2 separate regions of the Homo sapiens genome follow, and region 2 is linked to region 1. The links are chromatin loops, found by intact Hi-C in ENCODE. Cell type or tissue: B cell. All regions are shown on one strand. Each heading gives the region's core, and the rest is flanking DNA. Links, peaks and the distances in the headings are about the cores only. Region 1 overlaps DNAI7 (dynein axonemal intermediate chain 7). Region 2 has its middle 510 kb from the start of LINC02955.

What was found. A loop is a pair of places that touch in the nucleus more often than their neighbours do. Peaks named below come from ENCODE experiments on the same cell type or tissue, not always from the same donor. Only the 100,000 strongest peaks of a DNase experiment are listed, where the experiment ranks them.
Region 2: it touches region 1 in a loop (15-fold over the local background); 6 of 110 quality-filtered maps call a loop at or near these places.

The regions. Positions count from the first base shown.
Region 1 is chr12:25,127,171-25,135,170 of GRCh38, reverse strand. The region is part of intron 9 of DNAI7 (dynein axonemal intermediate chain 7); the gene reads left to right. Among named protein-coding and RNA genes, the nearest start is that of DNAI7, 64 kb to the left of the region's middle. In B cell, for the core only: a CTCF peak has its summit at 4,276 (motif pointing right); a DNase peak (open chromatin) is centred at 4,290.
Region 2 is chr12:23,200,796-23,211,404 of GRCh38, reverse strand. No RefSeq gene overlaps it. Among named protein-coding and RNA genes, the nearest start is that of LINC02955, 510 kb to the right of the region's middle. In B cell, for the core only: CTCF peaks have their summits at 5,816 and 6,020 (motif pointing left); a DNase peak (open chromatin) is centred at 6,054.

The sequences.
Region 1 (8,000 bases), core at 1-8,000:
TCCCCCCTCACACTTTGGACACTCACAGTATTTTGGCTGTCTCATGGAGTTTGCAGTGGCAAGTGCTTCTTTCAGAGTCTGTGAATTATTTCCGTTTTCCTGGTGTGTTCCTGCAGTAGTTCTTGGAGCAAAAGTTCATGATGTGAGTCTCCATACACTCACTGTTCTGTCTGTCCAAGTGGGAGCTTCAAGTTAGTCCTGCCTCATATCTGCCATTTTTCCTAAATGGCAATACTTTTATACTAAATATATAAGCATATGAATCCACTACAATACTGACTGCATAGTGAATTTATATCTTCTTCTCAATATTTGTCATCAATTAGTGTAGACAGCTAGTGGGCCTGAAAGTACCGAGCTAAGCTTTTCTTAGTTTGAATGGCCCTTACCAATGAGTTTAACTACATCCAGTTTTTGTTATTATGTAATGTTACATTGAACCATTTTAGGTTATAATGATGAATAAAGATATGCAAATGATGATGTTGAAAGTGCCACAAAAGTACACCAAGGAGGCCAGGTGCAGTGGCTCATGACTATAATCCCAGCACTTTGGGAGGCTGAGGCAGGTGGGTCACCTGAGGTCAGGAGTTTGAGATCAGCCGGGCCAACATGGTGAAACCCTGTCTCTATTAAAAATACAAAAATTAGCTGGGCATGGTGGCATGTGCCTGTAATCCCAACTGCTCGGGAGGCTGAGGCACGAGAATCACTTGAACCTGGGAGGCAGAGGTTGCAATGAGCCGAGATTGTGCCGCTGCACTCTAGCCTGGGCGACAGAGTGAGACTCTGTCTCAAAAAAAAAAAAAAAAAAAAAAGTACGCCAAGGAAAACCATTATAATGAATGGCAAGATGCACATTTTATCAAATTTGAGGCTATGTTCAAATACATAGTCTAGGCTGGGTGCAGTGGCTCAAGGCCTAAACAAGAGGATCCCTTGGGCTCAGGAGTTCAAGACCAGCCTGAGCAACATATCAAGACCTCGTCTGTACTAAAAATCAAAAAAAGTAGCCGGATGTGGTGGCATGTGCCTATAGTTCAAGTTACTAGGAACCCTGAGGTGAGAGGATTGCCTGAGCCCAGGAGGTCGAGGCTGCAGTGAGCAGTGGTCATGCCACTGCACTCAAGCCTAGGCAAGAGAGCGGGACCCTGTCTTAAAAACAAAAATAAAAACAAAACAAATACATAGTCCAAGAAACCTCAAATAAAGATCAGCAGGCAATTAGTGATATGGCAGAAATAATTTTACTTTATAAAAGGCAATGAAAACTTGTCCAAAGTCTGTGAATGGTAAGAATTGTGTGAATGGTAGATACAGGAACCTGGCTGGAGGATTTATATCCATGGGATTTAGAAAGGGACAGGTGATTGCCTAGAAAGTGAGAGTAACATTAACTCAGCACCCTCATTTCCAGGAACATATCTCACCACCACCCAACAGACACATGTGTAGACGCTTATGCTTATGTATCTGTGCTCTATCCTTCTGCTGAAAACCCCACAACATTCTGAAAATGCTAATATGAATAATGCTGAAGTATGTATGATTTCCACAGAAGCCGAAGAACCCCATAGTATTGGTGAGGTGTGCCAGGGCAGGAGGGGGAAGCCATCTTCTGTGCTGAAGGGGGAAGGGTGGTGGGTGACTGCTTAGAGCGAAGAATCCCCCAACACAAAACTACTTGTCAGATGGGCCTATACTTGCCACAGATTCTGAACAGTGTAAACCGCCTTTCGTAGGTGTGAGTAGACTGCAGGGAGCAAAAATCACTAGATTTATAAAGACAATCAGCAGCTCAAAAGAGGAAGACAGAGATAATTTAATGGGATTTGTTAGGGGAAAAGAATGAGAGATGATGGATAGAAATAGGAGTGTAATATCTATATAAAAGAAACTCGAAGTCGAGAATGGACAGGATGAGTTTGATATAACAATTGGTGCTGGGGCAGTTGACTAAGATTTAAAAGAAATTTCGATTCTCACTTTACCCTAAAGACTAAAAAAAAAAAAAAATCACAGTTTTAAATATAAAAACAAACTGAACTATTCAAAAATTATAAAAATAATGAAAGTATTTGAACAGAATATAGGAAACTTATTTTATTATCTTTACTAAGAAGACCTTTCGTACTTACCAGTGCATCAAAACCAAAAGCATGAACGAAAAAGAGATTGGATTCAAATATTTGTGTAGCCCCATAAACCTCATTATAAAACAAAGCTGAAAGGCAAATAACAGACTAAGAAAAATATTTCAACGTACATGACAAGGGGTTATACCCCAATATAAAGAATTTGTACACATCAGTGAGAAGACAATTTCTTAATATAAAATTAAGCAAAGGACATGAGCAGGCAGCTGAGAAAAGAAATACAACTAGCCAAAAATGTACTGAACCAAATAAGTAATCAAATTAGAAAAAAGATGTCATTTGTTTTCCTATCAGATTGAGCAGGCAGGCGTCTTCACATACCGTTATTAGAAGTGTAAATCTGTACAGTCCTTATTTGGTACCATGTAAACATGCCTATGATTAGTGATTTAACTTATAGTAATTTATTATTAGAAAATAATAGAACAAAATAAATAAAAATGATTGTGCCAAGATTTTCATTGAAGTTTTTTATAGTAGCAAAAACAGTCCACAAATTAAAATAATTGTAAAGTATCCAAACAACACTAGTTTGTTTGGATATTTGGATATTTTATCATTTAAAATGACACAGATTTATATACTTTTCTATAGAAAGATCCCTAAGCTGTATTGTTAAATTTTTTTTAAAGTTAAAACTCTATTATCAATATGATTCTGTTTTTATGAATGCACAGAAAAAATCTAGAGGCCTCTTTACCAAAGAGTGGCTATCTTTTGGTGGTGGGGGAAAGAACGTGAGAAGGATGGGATGGTGGTATATTATCAGTGATTTTTTTACTGTCTATACTCTATTGTGTTATTTGAATTTTCAATAAGTAAGTACTGAACACGCAATACTTTCCTCATAGGAAATGAAACGATGTATTTCCCATTTTGGCTTTAAAGGGGGAACGTTCATGATAAGCCTCTGTGCTGAGGTGAAATTCCCTTCCTCCCATCACACGAATAATCCCTGTACCTAACTTCTACTTGTCTTCATTCAAGACTTACCTTAAATTTTACCTCCAGAGAATCCTCCGTCTCCTCAGATTAAATCAGATGTCCCTCCACTATGCTCTTGTCATTCTGTTTAATTATTATAATTGTTGCCTTAAACACTAAATTATGATCTTGAGGGCAAGAATTTCTTGAGAGACTTCATATTTAAGCAGAGAGCATAGAGCTCATGATAAGGGCTCAATGAATGTTTATTGAATGAAGGAAGGAAGAAGTGAATGAATGGATGTTTAAATGATGAAAAGCAGGCCCTGACTTGGGTCTGATTTGTTGTGAGCAGCCTACATAAATTGGGCAATCCAACCACTATGCTCCTCAAAGTTATCCTGTCTTTTGAGAGATACTTAAGATCCTCTTCATTACAGTTGGGTGTGCTGGAGATCACTTCTGCTACCTTTACGGATTCTGCAAGCTGGTTACTGGGGATTCTTGGGACTCTCTCCTCTGCAGTTCTGATCCTCCACCCCTTTAGTGATCCGGCATAGTATGTGGTAATAGGAAGACTCTTGCTGTCACTACTTCAGCCTTAGGAAAGGTGTGCTCCTCCCATTCCAGTTGGAACTCAGTGTGTGTGTGAAGCAATATTTACAGACAGTGTAAAGTTATGTTTGTATTCCTATATAATCACAGCTACAGGAGAACTAACATAACCCTAAATTTCATTCATAACACAATTTGTGTGTGTGACAAAATGTATTCTAAATGTTTTAAACTGCCATATAAATTCATGATACTCAACTTTTTTGTCTATGTGTATAAATTAGGGACTACATGTAAGATCAGTAGGCAAACTTAACTATGTTTTGGATTTAGAGAAAAAAGTTCTCTATTTTTCCAGCTTTTTTTTTTTGGTTGGGGGTAAACTGCTTACCTCACAATTTTAGGTTGGCATATTTTATTATAAATCTTACATCATTATATCTTTATAATGACTTTAGAGACTGATGCAAGGCAAGTATGATATAATAATGCAGGCAATTATGGCCCAGAACATATGAGTTATGTTTGATATGTTAGGTAATCACAAATAACAAGTATTTAGTATTTTGGTCATTTAAAAAATTAAATCTCTTACATTAGATGATGTACACATTTTCTTTTTCATGAGTACAGCAAGAAGTTTGCCACTAGAGGGCTCTTAATACCACATTTTAGTTCATTTAAATGTGTAATACTAATAATATTATAGGTATTGGGTAATACTGTCTTCCCAATTACTATATCATGCAAACTTTTTAGAAAAGCCTAATTTAAGTGTAGCACATTTGTGAGAAATTTTTTTTCTAATGAGAATTACCTTCAGAACTACATTAGTGATCTAAGGGGCATGCATTATAGTATGTGGGTCTTTGAACTTTTAAAAGTTAAAGTAGTCTCTGGCTTTAAGATAGTTTAAGCAAACATATACAGGATTTAACATAAATATTTTATTTTATTTTATTTTATTTTATTTTATTTTATTTTATTTTATTTTATTTTGAGAGGGAGTCTCGCTCTTTCGCCCAGGCCGGAGTGCAGTGGCGCTATCTCGGCTCACTGCAAGCTCTGCCTCCCAGGTTTATGCCATTCTTCTGCCTCAGCCTCCCAAGTAGCTGGGACTACAGGCACCCGCCCCCGCGCCCGGCTAATTTTTTGTATTTTTAGTACAGACGGGGTTTCACCGTGTTAGTCAGGATGGTCTCGATCTCCTGACCTTGTGCTCTGCCTGCCTTGGCCTCCCAAAGTGCTGGGATTACAGGCGTGAGCCACCGCGCCCGGCCCATATAAATATTTTATATATGTAATGTATATGTTATTGGCAAACATTTACCAAATACCTGCTATTGATAAGGGATTCAACACGCTCTTGTTTTTAATGAGCTAACAATCTTGTGGATTAGAAGAGTAACAGTTACCATATCTTCTAATATATGCAATGAGAGAGATTCTACATGGGGGTTAAGAGATCAAAATAGGCTGGGCGTGGTGTCTCATGCCTATAATCCCAGCACTTTGGGAGGCCGAGGCAGGGGGATCACCTGAGATCGGGAGTTTGAGACCAGCCTGACCAACATGGAGAAACCCCATCTCTACTAAAAATACAAAATTAGCCAGGTATGGTGGCAGGTACCTGTAATCCCAGCCACTCAAGAGGCTGAGGCAGGAGAATCACTTGAACCTGGGAGGCAGAGGTTGCGGTGAGCTGAGATCATGCCATTACACTCCAGCCTGGGCAGTAAGAGTGAAACTCCATGTCAAAAAAAAAAAATAAAAATAAAATAAAAATAAACCCAAAATAAAAACAAATGAACAGATTGGAAGTCTTCTCTCATGAGGTAACATGAGCTGAATCTTTTGGTGTAGCATGGAGAAGTTTAGATAGGAAGGAAAGGAAGTTATTCTGGTCAGAGGGAAAAGTATGGAGACATGAAATAGCCTTAGTAATTTGGGATGTTTTGTGATCATCGTGGATAAATTAAAAATCCATGGGAATAAGTTATATAAAAAACCTAGCATCAGAGCTCCTTAACATTCAACAACCTTTAATGTGCCACAAATGTATGTTTTCAGTGCATTTCCAGGTCATACCCTGGGAGTTGTTCTCATTTCCTTACTCACTTACTGAATATTTATCATACGCCTACCTCTATGTGGTAGGCACCATTCTGGCCCTCGGGAGGATGGCTAAAGAACAAATAAGGCTCCTTCTCTCATAATTTACATACAAGTTAGGAGAAATCAACAATAAATAAGAAAAAGTAGAAAATACCATATAGTAATCATTCATGCACCAAATTAAACAGGATTAAACTGGGAGTGACTTTACATTGGGTAGTTAGGGAGGGCCTGTTTGATGGGGTATTATTTAGCCGAGACCCAGATGACAAGAAGGAATCAGCTATTTAAAATGAAGGTAAAAATAGTCTTCAGGCACAATTATTGCAGAAGTCATAAAACAGAAGTGAGAAGGAAGGCCAGCGACTGATGTATGATGGGCAAGAAGCAAAGTGGTATGTAATAAAGTTGGAAAGGGAGGCAGAAGCCAGATAAAGTCAGGCTTTGCAGGCCAGAGTGAGAATTTAGGCTTTTATTGTAAATGTAGTGGGGAGCCATTAGAGGGTGGTAAGTAGGAGTGTGACATGATGTGATGTATGGCCCTGAAAGGTTATTCTGGCTACTGTATGGAGAACAAATTGTGAGGGGCCAGAATAAAAGCACAGTGTCTAGTTAAATAGTACTGGTAAGTAATAAGTCATGGTGGTTTGGACAGAGGTTGCAGTAAGAGTTATAGAAAGATGAATATGTTTGGGAGATGTTTTGGAGGTAAAATATATCTTACTGAGTTTTTATTTTGAGAAATGAGGCATATGGTGATACAGTTTACAGAGATGAACAAAAATAGAGTGAAACAGTTGAGAGTGGCTGTGAAACAAAGAGTTCTGTTTGGGTAAGTTTGGGGGATGCAAGTGGAAATGACAGGTAGGCAAATGTGAACCTGGAGTTCAGAGGAAAGTCAGACACAGCTGCTACGTACATGTTCACGTGCAGGTTATGTTCTGAACTTCTGGAATCAAGCGGTACAATGTGTGTGACCTACAGAGCATCACTAGCTTATATTTGGGGACCATTGGTCTATAGATAGTATTTAAAGCCACTGGAATGAATGAGACCAGTAGACCCAGGATAATTATTCTTAATTAATGCTGTATTTTCAAAATTCATTTTCAATTCCTTATCAAGAATCAGTTCCAACAATTTATTTTGAGTTATAGTAAAATTTAAATTATCTTTTGATGAAAAAGTATATTTCAGATCAATGAATTTCTTTTGCATAGATCTTCTGTTGATGGATAATAAAATTCAAGACATTCTGTCAAACTTGTAAAGTGTTCAGTGCTGACATTTTGCAGATATTATCAAGATCATTTACTTCATTAATAATTGTTGGCATCAGTTTCATATATTCTTTTCCAATACTTTCATGGTTTTTGTAGCTTTTGATTGGTTTAGTTTTGTTTTTACATTTAAATCTTATATCCATCTGGAATTTATTTTAGTGTAAAGTGAGAAGAATGAATCTAAATTTATTTTATTGCAAATCTTAGCCAGCTGTCTCAAAACACATACCATATAAACCTAGGCGTTTTCCATTGATCTGAAATGCCATATGCTAAATTTTCAAGTGGATCCTATTCTCTATTTCTGGAATCTATATTCTGTTTTTATTGATCCACCTATTAATGATAGGTTATGTTTTTATATCAAATTCAAATTGCACATATACTAAGGAATTTCTATGTTATACTATCTGTGCATTTATCAAGTTGCAATGAAAATTATTTGCTAGTGTCCCATGACATTCTTTCATGGTATAAGCCAGTTCTCGTATACATTGAGACAAGATATCATTGAAAAGTTATACTTTAGCTACCTTCTCTGATTCATATTCTGTCAACATTTCCAAGCAAACATCTTTTAGAAATTGTTATTTACTTTAAATCTATTGTGTCTATAAATTTAATACAATTGAAGTAAAAATTCCAGTTGTCAGTTTTTGAGACTTGACAAAATACTATTAAAGTTTACCTAGAAGAAAAAAATACTTGGAAAACACCCAATTTTGTAAAAGAATTATGATGAAAGAGGACCATCATTACCAGATATAAAACATGATGAAAATAGGAATAAAGAAGTATTTTTTTGGCTTCATTGCCAACAAACACAAGGAGTTTATTATTATTATTATATATAAAGCTTATACATTATACCTGTATTGTCAGCAAATGAGATTTGAAGTTTTTGTGCGGGAGCACGTTCTGATGACACTGTTGCAATTACAGGAACCCATTCTAGACTAGTTATCAA
Region 2 (10,609 bases), core at 1,314-9,313, 1.9 Mb after region 1:
ATGTGAACCCCAAATGGAAGCTGCATATGTAGCCTGGAATTTTCTAGTAGCCATATTTTTTAAAAAGCAGAAAGAAACAAGGAAAATTAATTTTAATAATACATTTTATGCAATCCACAATATTAATATAATTTTAACATGTAATCTGTAAAAATTATTGAGATATTTTACATGCTTTTTTGGTCTTCTAAATCCAGCATGTATTTTATTCCTATAGCACATCCTGCTATGGACTAGCTACATTTGACGTTCTCAGTGGCCACACATGACTAGTGGCTACTGTATTGCATAGCACAGTTCTATGGAGGATACTAAGAGTGAGCCAGAGAATTCTATCCGAATGAATATTATTTTACAGGACAAAAGGCAAATATCAGGGACTGCGATGATGATGATAGCTGACAGTTACTATTTATGTTACTTTTTTTTTTCAATTTACTACTTCTATTACACTTACCTTTGTGGGTTATTTATTTTACATGCATTTATTCAATTCTCAAAAAACACTAAAAGTAGGCAATGTTATTATTTCCTTTTAAAAATGGAGAAGCTGAGGCACAGACATAGATACTGAAAGAGTGTGGAAGAACCTTGCAGATGACAGCGAGGGGCAGCAGGTGGCGGCGACAGGTGAACAGGGGGACTATCTAAACTCATGTGAGCAGCGGATGGTTCTGTGTTTTCATGTGTGCATGGTGTTGAGTTGGTTGGAAAGTTGGGTCCATTGCATTAGCTCTGCTCTACTACATGGCCCCTGAGCCATTGTGAAATTAATGCATTTCCCTAGGCAACTAACCTTCAGCCAAAAAGGTAAGTTGGAAGAGAAACTGAAGATAAAAAGTTTTGAGAACAAGTTTCTACAAACGAAAACTATATTTGGAGGTAACATCCTCCATCCTTAGTCTGGAGTATAAACATTCTGTGACAATCTGTGTCAAGGCTACTGGTGGGCAACTTTCCCCCACAAACCTTTGATATGCATTATGGCTCCTGGGTTTGTGCCCTTAACAACACTACATTGGTACCGCTCAATCAGTGATATTATAACAATATATGTGCTCATCTTCAGGCTGCTCTAGTCTAGGAAAATAAAGATTACCCAAAATGAGTACGGCAAAGACCTCAAGTGGCCCCATGCAGAGGGTAGATAGAATTTATGCCATCTAATTTTAACACAATGCGACAGAAGTATATCTAAGACCCATAGCAGTAGAGAAGAGGAAGACTGGGAGAAAGCTGGGGTGGGAGAGGAGCTGTGCTGGGGAACAAACAAGGCAGGGGTTAACAAGGAGCAGTAATCCCAAGGAAATTGTGAAGTTCTCCCTGAGGCAAAGTGGGAGAGGTGGCCCAGAGATGTTGTCCTCCTTACTCATCTTATAAATTGTGCTGACAGCACACCAGCACTTTTTAACTGAGCAACACAAACACACATCCAGTCAAAAACTGAGTCATTTGGCATTCACAACATGTTTATGTGCCAAAACATGCCTGACCAGCATTACTCTTTTGCACACCAAAATATAATGTATATTCGCTCTAAGAAGCAATAAAGAGCGGTAAAGTTTTTTTTTTCTTCTTCTCCTTCTCCTTCTCTTTCTTCTTTCAATGGCAGCACTCTGGCTCCTCACCCAACACTCTGTGCAATTTATATGTGGGAAAGATTGGAAAGGTCATGTGACATCAGTCTGGCCCACACGTTGCAAGGGGAATCTGCTGGCAAATTGCAGACTGTTGATCCTGCAAAACTAATTGAGATGGGAACACTCTCCTGTGAGAAGATGTCCTTTTGTTTTTACAATGCCATTTAGGGGTATGACACGAATATCCCAAAGTACACATTTAGGAAAGTGAATTTGAAATTCAATAGAGAAGAAGAGGGAGAAACAGGTAGAGGAAAGGGAAAGACAGCATGCCATTTCTCGAGATGTGACTCTTAGCACCTTTTTTCCCTTCCCAGGAAGTACTGAGTATTGATAACAATTGTGAAGACTGTGAGGTCTTTCAGTATTTTGGAGAATATTTCACAAAGCAAATTTTAGTCATGTAAAATGGGTAAACAGGGTATGAAATGTATTAACACATTTGGCGAATTCTGCAAATATATTTTTACACAATTAGCTTAATTATTTAGATACATATTAAACCTTGCTTGCCTCGAGCAATTTAACATGGAATATAATTTCACATATTATCACAAGAAAAACACATTTATAGAAAATCTGTGTCTCTCCTTTCCTGATCACACTTCCACTTATCATTATTTGAGATATAAATAGATAGTTTACATTTCAGGGATGATGAACACTGTAGATTTCCAGAGAAACTGTCTCCTAACCCAGTGAACAAGCGGCCCCCTGAATTTTGGTCTGTTCATTTGTTGCACTGAAATAGACCTTGTTACCACTCCATCAGTGATATAACAATATCCAAAACAGGGTATCATATCTCATTCAGAAATGAAAAGATTTGTTTTAATTTATTTTGGAGGGATGTTAAAGTGAAGAGCAGACAGAACTAATTCAAAAAAGAATTGCAAAGGAGGCGGGGATAATTGTAGTTCTGCATATGTGCGTGATTTTAAGGCAGTAGTCATTACTTCTACTTTGAAAATCCTGCTCCATAGCCATTGTTTATTGTCATTGCATTCATATTTTCAATGAACTGTGTGTAGTAGAACTTCCTGAAGGTGCAAATTATTTTCGGAAGTCCCTTGTTTCAGTCATCTTCCCAACAGAAAAAAAAAAGAGAGTATTAATGATAGAAATACTTGATGTGTGCATGGTGATTAAAAGATTTTTAAAGAGCTTCCACATACATTATTTTATTATGAAACAGCTTGATGATCTAGGCAGTGTTTAGTATTGGCAATTTGCATTTGGAAAAACTCCATTTTACAAAGGGAGAAAATAAATCATAGAAATAACTTGCCATAGTCACTTCAACTGTGACCACACAGACAGAAGTATTTTTATCTAATATGTTTTTGGCATTTTACTATATGACAAGCAATAGCATTTTGAAGCAAAGGGGAATACACACACACACACACACACACACACACACACACACATCTTCCAAAAATTATCTTTAAAATTCCCAGTTATGTAGATTTGATCTCCAAAGCAATCACTTTTTTTTCCATATTATGTAATTTAAGAGCTTCTGGGGGTGGTAAAACAAGGAAGTTCTCTGAGGATAGGGATGGCCAAAGGGAACAGCAGCATGGTGGCCTCCCAAGCTGAGGCCACTGTGAATCTAAACAGCAGCCTGGTAGCCTTAAAAGGTTTCATTTGGGGGTAGAAGCCAATCGCACAGGTAGAAAGACCCCTTGACTCCATTTGTGTTACTTTTCATTTAGAACCAAACTAAATGGGATGAGAACAATGTCTCTGCAGTGACTCTGGGTATGCAGCTAGCAATGACTCAAGGAGTCAAAGCAGGACTCTGTTAGATAATAGAGAATCTGAAAGAGGCTTGGAGCCGTCAGGATGAAGAAATTTACCTCACAGACTTGTTCTCAGCCCAGGTTGGCGTTCATGTCAGTTTAAATCCTTTTTCACTCAATAGCTGAGCCTTGAGAAGGGGCTTTAGCTGCCAATCTGACTGAGAGTTGACATCTCAATTAGAAAAGCTTCTGTTCGGTGATGATCCAGGAGTGGAGGAAAGAGGAAGCCAACGACCTTCAGACACCCAGAAAAGGCGAGCCCAGTGCTCCAGGGAGGACGAATCATTGCAGCCAACCCTTAACATTCTCGTTTCTAATGCACTCATTTCCTACAAACCTGAGAACCCATGACTTGAGGTCTTTGTAAAATTGTTAAAGCCCAATTTTAAGTCTTGCTTATTTGGAGGAAAAAGTTCCTTAGTCAGTAAATGAGCCTTGCTGACAACCCAGGAGCCACCTTTCACTATGGTTTAGTTTCTCTCTCCTCCTCACCCAGGGATAGTATCTCAGAGGAAGAATTAGAAAAAAAAAAAATCTCTCTTTGTGAAAAATGACACGTGTGTGTGTGTGTGTGTGTGTGTGTGTGTGTGTGTGTTGGGGGTGGGTGGGGGCGTGGAGGTAGAGCCTGTAATGCTCTAGATATTCTATTTGCTCTCTTGCAGTTAGGTGGGGTCATGTGACTGATCCAGTGGAATGTGTGTGTAGAAATATGTCACTTCTGGCTGCAGCATGAAAAGCTTCAGGTGGGATTCTCAGTTCCCTTCCCCTGCAATGGCAGCTGAGGAAGGCCTGTGTTTCAGAGGTACATCTACAGGATGGTTAAACCTCCGTCAGGCTGGTTCCCTGAATGACCACGTGGAGCTGAGCCTCTTACTAACTCACACTGAATATGTCCCATAAGGGGGAATAAGTCTATGCAGTGTTAAATCGCTATGATTTTAACACTGTTACCTCAGCGTACCCTTGACTTTCTTAGCTAACACAACAGGAGAGCTAAAACGTCAGTAAGATTCTTAAAGCAATTAAATTTTGTAATGAAGACCCATTTTTATTAGGAGCCTATAAAAATACATCTATAGTAGCGGATTTGAGGTTTGGCCTTTTCTGTTGCTGCTCCTGATGTAAAGTACTCAGCAATGAAGAGACAAGCTGAAATGATATGTTCATTAGCAGTGCCTTCTGGGAGACTCACAACATCTGATTGGTTGCCAAGTTTGGTATTTTAATTACTCAACATATCAGAAATCTGTCCCTTCTTTCCAATTCTACTAGCATTGGGTTAAAGTCACCTTGCCTTGTTGAGGCAGTGGCACTCACTCTGGCTACCCTCTAATCCACGGGCCTCATTTCAGCCCAAGTTCTCTTCACTCATCTCTCAGAACTCATTCAAAAGTTCCCATTGCACTCCAAATACAGTGCAAAATACTGAATATGGTCCCAAAGGCCCTATGTAATCAGATGATAGGAATGAGAGGCAGGAAGATCGTCCCATTTAACCTACCCCAAGGTCCCAAATGGACTCGTAGGGCAAATTTGTCTGCAGTTTAGCTGGCTGTTGGAGGACTTAACTCTAGGTTCAAAACAGAATGTTTGGCAAAGAGCTATTTGGTATCTACCAATACCTATTTCCAAAACCGAGGATGGGGGAAGTAGGAGGAGATAAAGACATGGTTGTGACAAAATGGATTAGCATTAATTTAGGTCTCATGCCTCCAAAAACTTTAGCCATTTTCTCAAAGTAATTTTCCAACAACTCATTTGGATCTTGTAACTTCCGTCTTTTAAGACTGTCTGCTAGTCCTTCTGTATCATTTGAGGCTTTGCGTGACGTAGCCCAGGCATTCCTCTTGTTCCCCTAAATGCACCACGGTCGTTCACAACTTCAAGCCTTTATATGTGCATTTGGGGTATGGGGAACTAGAAGACTACTTCTCCCTATTTATTTTCTACTACCTTCATCACTTCCAAGGCCCAACTCCAATGTTACCTTCTTGTGAACATTTCCCTAACTCCCAGAGTTAATCGAGCTCTCACGGTAACCAGTTACTAGTTCAGCACCAGAATTGACCATGTTGTGTTATCATTGACAGCATTATCCCTTTGTCATATCATTATCATCATGTGTTACATCATATCATATTATATCATTTTATGTTTCTCTTTTCCTAGACTGTAAGCTGCATGAAGATAGAAACTCCATATTGTCTAGCTCAGTATCTTTCTCTCTTCCTCAAACCCACAGATCAGTTCTAACATTGAATACACATCATAAACTCTCAGAAGAAAATGCTCCTTCACCTACCTTCCTTTTGGAGATTGTTAGAAGAGAAAGTATAACCTATTGATATATATATATTTTTTTCCTTTTTCTTTTAACTGTTATCCTGAATGATTACAACACAAAGCATATTAATAGACGTCACTTACAAATGACTTATTCCTAGAAAAAAATAATCTGATTACTTCACTCAAGGTGCTGTTTCTGGGGTTCTCCAAGATCCTTGAATGCCAGGAAGAGTCCAAGGACAAAGTGCTGCTGGGTACCAATCTGAGCAATAAAAATGGTGCATCTGCCATCTAGTGGTCATCACGTGTAAATGCACCTGGACTTGAGCAAAAGAAGTCTCAAGGGACATCCCATAGTGAACAGAAAGTAAAACTAATACCTGTAAAACTAATGCTAATAAAAGTAATAAATACCTGTGAACATGGATGGGCCTCCTACTGTGTTCTAGACACTGTGTTAAGGGTTTGATACGGACTATATTATTTCATATTCAAGACAATCATGTGAAGTACACCCTATCTTTATACCCATTTTAGAGATAAAAAGTTTGAGGCACTGGAAAGTTAAGGCTTCTGATCCAGCTAGCCTGACATCAGAACCCACATCCTTAAAAACTGAATTATAATATGTGGTGGTCAACTGAGCTGAACTCTTCAAGAACATCAATTTCTGTGTTAAAAGATGTAGTAATTATTAAAATGTGTTTACAATTTTAGAGTTGGAAAAATATGTTCACAATGTCTTATACCTTTACAACAGCTCCATTATCAGTATCCTTATGTTACAGATGGAGGAACTCTCTTAAGATAAATGAAATAATTGTTTAAAGTCTCCAAGCCAGTAATTGATAGATCAAGTGGATTCAAACTTGAGTTTTAATCTAAACTCCATATTGTATCTGCTACATTACTTTTCACATATAGTGATTGAAAAATATTACAAAATGTTTTCATAAGCTTTTTTTATTTAAATACATTTTTATTATTCAAGTGTTCGGTGCTCCAGTCTCCTGAAGGCTAAGTAAATCTGGGGCTTGAAGAAGAGCCGGGGACTAGCAAAGCACAAACAGCACTGAGTCACAAATTCTCTTATCTCCCCTCTGCTGTGCTAAGCCCCCTATCTGCCAGAACACTCCATCTCACCACAAATCGAACAACCAGCACCAGATTCCAGACCCAAAGAGCAGCCTCTCGCTCTCTCAGCTTGGCTCACTTATCCAGTTTAAAATATGATGTTTTAGTTTTCTTGAGAACCACCAAATCACTGATTACCACTTCTTCCCAATGTTCCAATCCTCTTTGAAAATCTACTTACACAATGGTATGGTCAGTCAGTGAAGAAGCTGAGTAGCTCCTGTGCCTATTGATGCTCAGATCAGGACACTATGTCACTTTAGAACACAAATCTCAGCTTCTAGTTATAGGATCTGTTCTTTCCCTTCATTGAAATGCTTTCTCTGTTCATTTTGGCCACACTTCACTTTCCCATCCATTGTCTTTTCAATACATCTTATTCCTTCTTTAAAATATTTATTAAGATCCAATTATGGAGTCCCTAACCTCAGGAAGGTTGCAATCTAGTAGAATGATATATAAAAATGAAATTAATAGACAATGCCAGGTGCATTGACACTCACCTATAACCCCAGCTACTCAAGAGACTGAGGCAGGAAGATCGCTTGAGCTGAAGTGCTCAAGACCAGCCTGAGGAACATAACGAAATCCCCATCTCTAAAAATTAATTAATTAATAGACAAGATAATTATAGATTGTGCTAAGTCACAAGAAGGAAATAAACAGCTGATGTGATGAAGAGTTAATAGTGCAGGGAAGAACCTGTATTTCTGGGCATTTGAGCTGAAACCTGAATGCATAAAGAGGAAGGGAAGTAGGGTGAAGCACAACAAGTGGGATTGGCTCCTTGAGCCCAGCTCAGATTTACTTTGTAGTCCATGAGAACACATCCTTACAAAGATTTACACATCCCTGACCCTTGGGTTTTGTGCATCATGCTTCCATGTAAGCTCCTTAAACCCCTATTTTCTAAGTTCTTCCTATTTACTCCTCTCTTGACAGCCTCAGTGTGGTGGGGATAGATTAAGAGGAAAGCAGCAGGCAGATTTTTGTGGTGAGAGAAAGGAAACAGAAAGGGGGCAAAAATATCTGAAAAAACGATTGTGGATAGACAATGGATATGAATATAGATGGCTCAGGGCAGATATGAGTTCTATGATCACAATAATGGGAAGTAAAATGCTCCAGAGAATAAGAATTTTGAATGATAAAAAACTTGCTGTTCTCTTAGCACATGGGTGACTTTAAATTACTTGCATTTTGTGACATCAGATGAGAATTAAACTTTTAAATATTTTGTTGCCCACAGATATCATCCTTCATCACAGCAGTGACAAGTGTGTGGGTTGTTCTTTGGTGAGGTGCATAGAGTCTCAATTATCATCCCTTGATAGAGAATGGATTATGTGGAGAAGGATTCAAAGTGTCTCTGTAAAATAATTGTCTTAGTCAGTAATTTTGCGCTCTGTGTGTTTTCCAGTTTCTTTCTAATCCCGCTCAAGAGATACAAACAAACATTTTTAAAAGACCAAAATATACTCATTTTTCTTTATTCTTCTTAGGCTAGCAGAGTCAGAAAATCCTTCACAGAAGAGACAAGCTAGATTATATTCAACCTCACGCACCATCAACACAGTTGTCAGCCATGTAGCATGTTCATTACAGTGACGGTAGAAGAAGCAAAGTGAACACAGCTGGATCTTCAGATCCCAGGTCGAGTCTGCAGGGCTGGCTGTTAGAAACATCATCTTTTCATTTATACACTGAGAAAATTTGATCTGGAAGTCATTGAGGGAGAATATGGAAGCCCCATGATGTCACTCTTATTGAGTGACTTTTCTATTTCTGAGCTTTGGTTCAACACAACTGGCAATATAAGCAAAATGATTATTAAAATAATATTTATAGACATACAATTACATAAGTTGGGAATTTTATAGCAGATATATTTCTTTCAGATAATTTATACTTCTGACACTTTTTTCAAAATAATTAATTCCACACTTAAAAAATGTTATATATTCTTTCCTCTTCATTACCACCAAAAAAACCTCAATGTTTTTCTTTTATGGAAAACCACTGTAGCTAAGCAAAACTCATCATGAAATAAATGAAATTATTACTTATAATAACAGCAGTAAAAACAATTACTTTAGTTGTTTGTCTTTTATGGATCTTTGGTTAAGGATTGAATTTTATTGTGTTTGTTTTTAAATGCCATATTTAGAATTATTTTGTTTGAGATCTTAAACAAGTGGACCTTTGTTTCTGTTCCAGAAGTTATTGAAAAGCAAGCCAAAGTATTCCATATGCTTCTTTTTTACTTAACTACTTAATTAAACCATTCTACTGAAAAAAAAGATGATCGTTTCATTCATTCTTTACTAGCTACTGAATTAATTGATTCTCTTCATAGAGGACATGAAGTTGAGGTTTTGAGGCTAGTTTTCTGGAAAAAGAATAAATATAATATCTGCATATATGTGTCTTTCCCTCTTTCTCACATCATTCTCTTCCTTCCATAATAGAAAGTTACAGGGAGCTGGCACTGACCTGGTAACATCACAAAACACACTTTTTATATTCTGGAAAACTAGATCAAAGTAAGAGTGTCTTTGGATTGCTTCTTGGATTCTGTAAATCTTTCAAGACTCCATTTGATGAAGTCGCCTTTTCGTCTCATCTAATTCCCAGTTTTATACAATGGAAACATTCTTCAATCAATAGATTCTAAAACACCCTTGCTCACTTCTCATACAACAGGCCAACTCACTGAATCTTTCACCTTGAGCTGCTATATCCAATTCAGCCATTTCATTAAAAGACAAAATTTCTTGAGCATATTTCTAATCTCCTGACCCACTCTATTATTTTTTTCTTCATTGAGTTTCTGTATTTGTGCAAGTCATTATGAACCTTAATTAGGACATTAAAATCCTCCACAATGATTCTCTTTTTGTCACTGGAATAGAAGAGCTATCTCTTGCCACTTCCCCCACACTGTCCTTTAAAATACTTAAAGGCACAAAATCGCATGCTCAGCTTATGCAATGTTCTTTATCTTTGCTGAATCATTATATAAGGGGCCAAATCTTCATATACTGTAAACTGTAAAACAGCTACAATATTTGGTAGGTCTACTTGCGTCAGTTGTCTATTTTAGAAGTTTGAAATGAAGATGCTTTAAAATACTCAGCCATGCATTGCCAAAAAATTAAGAAAACAGACTCAGAGAAGAAATGTACTGCATCTGACAAGATAAGATATGTGTCCCTTTTGATTTCCATCAGGTCTAGCCAGCCAGTCTGTCTGTCCATGTGTTTTTTACTGCCTGAGGCCAGCCAGTTACTTACCCTAGGAGTGCTTGGCACTCTCTCTCTCTCTTTCTTTCTCTCTGTCTCTTAAATCTCTGTCCCTCAGCAAGTCAACAAAACTCATGCTCAGAGTTTTTGGAATCTGTCTCCCAAGTCATCACCGAATGGTCCAGATGATGCTGCTATCCAGAAATTCAGGAGAATTAATGTTTCATGTGTGAACTCTGACCTATGGGTCAGGAGCTGGGGAGCTGGGTAGTGATTCTCTGTTGTTTATCCAGTTTGTGAACTGCCCTGAGGCTTTGACATATAGTCTGTCCAGAGAAGTATCATGTGTGCTGCTGAGCAGACGTTCCCGCTAAGTAATCTTCTGGGTCTCTGAGTTTCATCTAGAAGTGGAGGCTGAGCATAATGCACCACATCACATTGCTTCCCATTCTTTCTGCATCCTTGCCTCGGTCTCACCCTTGCTTCCTTGGATTTGTGGCTC